2 separate regions of the Homo sapiens genome follow, and region 1 is linked to region 2. A link is an interaction called in ENCODE POLR2A ChIA-PET data of the cell type or tissue named here. Cell type or tissue: HepG2. All regions are shown on one strand. Each heading gives the region's core, and the rest is flanking DNA. Links, peaks and the distances in the headings are about the cores only.

Region 1 (2,909 bases), core at 117-2,616, 320 kb after region 2:
AGAGACGCCTTAGTCTCATTTCCCGGGTATATCGGGGGAAGAACAAAGTGCCTGACCTGACCGCTGCTTTTCATGGCCAGCTGGGAGAGTTTCGACAAGTCAACCTCTCAGAGTCTCAGCATTCCTCTTTATAAAAATGGGCACAACAATGAAAAACCGAAAATCAAAAAAGGCCAAACAATGGGCACAAGATGGCTATGCAGCTGTGCAGCCTTCCCGCGGGGCGCATGCGCATGCGTGCACTGCACAGGGGCGCTGTGGGCTACCAGGGCGCAGGCCACCCCAACCACCCCCGCCCCCGGCCGCCGACTCTGCCCTGCGCTGCTCCCCACTGCGATTGGCCTGGCTGGTGGCTGTGGCTGCTGTGTCCTCGCCCAGCCAATGCCCCTGAGGATCACTCAGGTTCCCCACAGGGCTCTCCTGTTCAGTCACTGGGGCGGAACCCAGTGGGAGCTTTCTCGGGTTGTGACTGACCGCAGCTTCCTCTCACTATCTAGGCCTGCCGGATAGCCACCTTGCTGGGAATTCTTAAACCTTCTGGAGCTCTGAGGTTTGTGTTTCTTATTTTTGAATATAGTTATACATTTATTTGGTTTTAAACACATTTTCTCTCATTCTTGGGGGCTCTGTGAGTGGGAAGGAGAGGCGGTGGTGTTTGGTTGGTTGACATCATGAAACCAAAGTATCACGGTGTAATTTTACTTTGCGTTTCTTTGGTCTCTAGTGGGATTGGAATTGCTTGTTTATGATATTCCTTTTATTCCTAAGGAGTTACATTTTTTTTGGGGGGGGGGGGCGATAAGTAAGGTCTTGCTCTGTTGCCCAGTCTGGGGTGCAGTTGTGCCATTGCAGCTCACTACAGCCTAGAACTCCTGGGCTTGAGCGATCCTCCCTCCTCAGCCTCCTGCAGAGTTAGGACTACAGGCATGTGCCACCATACCCAGCTAATTTTGGGGAGGTTTTGGGGGTGGGGGTAGTGACAGGATCTCACTATGTTGCCCATTCTTGGCTCAAACTCCTGGACTCAAGCAATTCTCCCACCTAGGCCTCCCAAAGTGCTGGGATTATAGGCGTGAGCCACCACCCCCGGCCACGAGGGGTCACATTTAAAAATGATCCCAATGATAACTTAGATCCTTGAAATGAAAAGGCAAAAGAAGGCTAAGGAAAAGAGTTCAAATGGTGATATCTGAGTGTGCTACACACCATGAGCGCCAATATTCACAGATTACTGGGGAAGGTGCTGTTTGCTTCTTCACTGCTCTGAGAGATCAAAGTTCTTCCTAAAAAAAAACTACTCGAGATTTACCTTTCTTGCTATTATCTACTTATTCTCCCTTTCAGTAGCCCAGAGTGTAAGGTTCATCCCTTTTTGGACAATTTACCAATAGTTTTCTTAGTACTTTGTCTTTTGGAATGTCTGCTGTTGCACCTCTTATCAAGCGTGCACCCCAGGTACGGAGGACAGCCACCCGTGCTTGGAATGCTATTTGCATTGACACAACCCAACATTCCACTGTTGTTGACTCTTAGTAAGCTTGAGGGAACTAAAACTCATTTTTAAAAATGTAGTTATTTTAGGCCGGGCGTGGTGGCTCACGCCTGTAATCCCAGCACTTTGGGAGGCTGAGGCAGGCGGATCACGACGTCAGGAGATCGAGACCATCCTGGCTAACATGGTGAAACCCCATCTCTATTAAAAATACAAAAAATTAGCCGGGCGTGGTGGTGGGCGCCTGTAGTCACAGCTACTCGGGAGGCTGAGGCAGGAGAATGGTGTGAACCCAGGAGGCGGAGCTTGCAGTGAGCAGAGATGGAGCCACTGCACTCCAGCCTGGGTGACAGAGCGAGACTCCATCTCAGAAAAAAAAAAAAAATGTAGTTATTTTATTATTTTTCTCCCGGTTGTGAATTTGGATAGTTGCTTTTTTTTTTTTTTTAATGTAAGAACCTGGCTTTACATTGTATCCCTATTATATTTCGTGTTGTTAGATTCATCCTACCCATCTAGGCCGTCAAAGGCTTTTGGATCCTGACTCCCATCGGATATTTTAGCTCTCCTTCCCTGCTTTATAACTTTCACTTATAAATGAGAAGAGTCTGCCTCTGGGCTTCACCCAGCCACTAGTAAAATACTGGAGAGAGAAGGCCAAGAGCAGAGCCAGGCAGCACATTTCCCTAAGAGCCAGGAGATTTCAGAGAGGAAAGTGACCCCTGTGGCAAAAAGGACAAAGTGGATGGCCTGTGTGTGTGTGTTACTGGCAGTGCCTTTAATACAAGGCACCATACTTTTTAAAAATATGAAAGTGCAGGAAACTTAGCATATCAAAAATCAGGCTTGTGCTCAAAGCGGAGAGTCACAGACTACAGGCACCTAAAACGGGATGCTACCCTTGGGCTCTTCCTGCCTGCATTTTGCCTCCCTGCCAACGTGAGATGCGGGTGAGAAGTGAGGGCTGAGTCACTGTCACTCTGCACCAGTTCCAGGACTGCTCAAGTCTTTTACCCACTTCTAGAATAGAAAAGAGGTCAGTGTGGAAAGAGACGATTCTGAAGAGGGCTTCGGTGAGCAGTTATCTCTGGAGAAAGCTGTGCCTGACTAACACCCAGCCCACCTACCAACCCCCGCAACTTTCCCCCAACCCCACCCCATCCCAGACGCAGAGGCAGATGCCAGTCACAGGCATTGCAACAGAAGCACTTGGTCCACGTTTGACCACGCTTACTTCTATAATTATGGCAACTGAGCGTCTTGGACAAATAACCAATAATGGTCTTATCCTCAATTTACTTAGGAAGTTTTTTTTTTTTGGACTTCTATAATTTTTAAGCAAACATCTGAAGATATAGAGCCATTCTTCCTATTCATCATTAATAAATCTTCTAAAATGTCATTATATATACTCAGA
Region 2 (2,909 bases), core at 94-2,593:
ATGTCTGCCCCTTTTCCAATGTTCCACTGTCTTAATTATTAGGGCTAAATAATATCTTAAAATTGAGTAGTGTGATTCCTCCATCTTTATTTGTTTTCAAAACAGTTTTAGCTATTCTGGTTCCTTTGTTTTTCCACATACGTTTTAGAAGAAGCTTGTTCATATCTACAAACAATCCTATCAGCATTTTGATTGGAATTACAATTCAATCTATAGATCAGTTTGGGGACAATCAACATTTTTTCATGTTGAGTCTTCTAGTCTCAGTGAGACTTCTCAGAGTGAGAAGTCAAGTCTTTCTCCCCCACGGGGTGGTCTTCTTGTGCTGGTGCCTTAATTATTGCTTGTCCATCTGTTCCCTTCTCCATACCAGATTCCTGATATCTTTGTCTGGCATTCTGGTCCTGGCATCTCTCATCTTCTTGCTCAGAATTTCCCACTGACTTGCTGTCTTGGCTCTGTTTTATGAGAGGCTTGTACTGTTCCATCTTTCAAACCAGAAATTCTAGTTTCAATAAAGGTGATTCTCTTTTTTATTTATCTGCCAATGTCTTGGAAATCAGAATTCATGCGTTCGTTCTCATCATGTCCTTTTGTGATGTAATCTCATCTCTTTACAGGGCCTCTTGCTCTTCTTACTGAAGCTCTCAGCCCATGAGCTCTGCCTCAAGAGAAGCCATATGTCTTCATCGCTCTCTCTGATCATCCTCCCTCAGTCCTGAATCCCCCTAAAGCCAGGACAATTCCCTTTGCCCTCTCAAAGTAGTCATGTGCCTACAGAGGAGACTCTTGGGAGACCCAGCTCACTCAGGTGGGTGAATGAAGGCACCATGCCTCTTTCATGGCATCTTCCTGCTGTTGCAGGAGGCAGACAGGGCTAGGCAGCGACTGAGAGTAGACAGGCCTTTGCAGATGCAAGGACAGTCCTCCCAGCAGCACACTTCAGCTCACACCTAAGTCCTTTTGCCAAAGTTCAGGACCACCCTATTCAAATGTCCCCCTGAAGGACCTCAGGGGTGCCACCTTCCTCTAAGTGGATGCCCTGCATCTACCAGGTCCCCTGTCACAGCAATGGACAGTGACATTTGGGGCCAGCTTTGCAGAGAGGCAAGATTTCTCCTCTTCAATGTATCAGTATTTGGAGGGATTTGATCAATTTAGCCCCTTGACAGCACAAGCCCACGAGCCTCACTTTGACACCTTTCCCCAGAATACTACAGCTTGGGAGCAAACGGCCTGCACAGCCCCCAGCTACAGAAACCATGCATGAACTACTGCTGTAAAGTGTAATTCTCTCTCCTTTGCATTAAGCTCCTGCAGGGCTCTGATTACACAGGAAAAGAAAATGTTGCTGAAGAAGATGGCTCTTCTGGGAAACCTGTCTCCAGCACTCTGCAGGAGGGAGAGGTCCTCCCAAGCTCACATTTAGTAAGAAGAGAAGGGGACTCTTCAAAGAGATGAGAGTGCATTTGGCTTCAGAGTGTGCCTTCGCCAAGAGAGGGTGCACTTCAGCAGGCAGTGGCATCAAGCTCTCACTCCACAGGATGACCAACGATGTTTCAGTCGCCCTTTTTCTGATGCTTCCTAAACAAATAAAGTGGCAGTAATTCTAGAGCTTAACCAGAAGAAAACTGCACATTCCCTCCTGAAGATATTGCCCTGACTATATCCATCCGGTTGTTACTCCTACATAAATGTTAGCCTGCTACATGAGTGTCCTGAGACTTTGATGACATTTAAATCAGCAGCTGCTCCAGCCTCCTACCTTCAAGCCAACTAGCAGTTCATTTCCCAAAAGAGGGCATGCTTTAAGGGCTAATGTCTCAGCCGACACTGGGCTGCTACTACAAAATGCAGAGCAGGGAGGCACGCGGGGCCAGGTGTCCACAACAAATAGAAGGTGTCCTGAGCCTCAAAAACCGGCCGTCTCCCCATGGAGGTCAGCACAGGCTTATTCATCAACTCTGCTCTTGTAAACACAGGCATCACTGGGTATAAAACATGCCATCAACTGAGTGGGGAGCATTTTTTCTATAACCCCTGTTGCCAGGTCATATAACCTATTGCCAGGTTAGATGACCATCACAAGGATGATCAGCCAGGACAGAGGGGTGACCTGGTGACCTGGGTCATGGTACTCTGCAGGGCTCCCTAGCTGTCTGGCCAGTCATTGGCAGCTCTGCAGAACATCAAGCAAGTTACAGGGTGGCACTGAAAGCTGATGGGTATCGAGAAGGTGGTGGCCACTTAGAAGCCCCACTGGGGCCTTCAAGAAGCTGATCACAAGGTGCATGTTCTTAGATGGACCTCTGGGCAGCTGCAGAGTGCAGGCTTACTACCCAGATCAGAAACCCCATGTAGGGTGAGGATTGTCACTGAGAGAGGAACTGGTGGAGGAAGTTCTGCTGAAAAAGTCCTGGTGACCCCATCCCCTGAGCAGAATGCCCAGGTAAGCCACCTCCTGTCTCTTCCTCCTTCCTTCTCTTTCATGCGAACACAGAAAAGGCAGCACAGCAGTGACACCAACCACACCGCAGTTCCCACCTGGAGAGGAGGTGAGGTCAAAAAACACATGCCCTGCCATGCCGGCTGGCCCTGAACACACCTTCCTCCATGCACACAGGTAGACAGGTGAATCCTGAGGTTACTGTTCCAAAACTCACCATGAGGGGCCAGTCACGGTGGCTCACTCCTGTAATCCCAGCACTTTAGGAGGCTGAGGCAGACAGAACACTTGAGGTCAGGAGTTCGAGACCACCCTGGCCAACATGGCGAAACCCCATCTCTACTAAAAATACAAAAAGTAGTCGGGCATGGTGGCAAACACCTGTAATTTTAGTTGCTCCGGAGCCTGACGAGGCATGAGAATCACTTGAGCCCAGGAGGCAAAGGTTGCAGTGAGCTGAGAT

The links. ChIA-PET counts read pairs that join two places held together with the same protein. Peaks named below come from ENCODE experiments on the same cell type or tissue, not always from the same donor. Only the 100,000 strongest peaks of a DNase experiment are listed, where the experiment ranks them.
Region 1: POLR2A ChIA-PET joins it to region 2 with 5 read pairs; 3 of 35 experiments call an interaction of 5 or more read pairs at or near these places.

The regions. Positions count from the first base shown.
Region 1 is chr9:91,405,599-91,408,507 of GRCh38, forward strand. No RefSeq gene overlaps it. Among named protein-coding and RNA genes, the nearest start is that of NFIL3, 17 kb to the right of the region's middle. In HepG2, for the core only: no CTCF peak of the experiment used is centred there; a DNase peak (open chromatin) is centred at 1,473.
Region 2 is chr9:91,088,329-91,091,237 of GRCh38, forward strand. The region is part of intron 5 of LINC02937 (long intergenic non-protein coding RNA 2937); the gene reads right to left. Among named protein-coding and RNA genes, the nearest start is that of LINC00484, 29 kb to the right of the region's middle. In HepG2, for the core only: a CTCF peak has its summit at 1,492; a DNase peak (open chromatin) is centred at 1,513.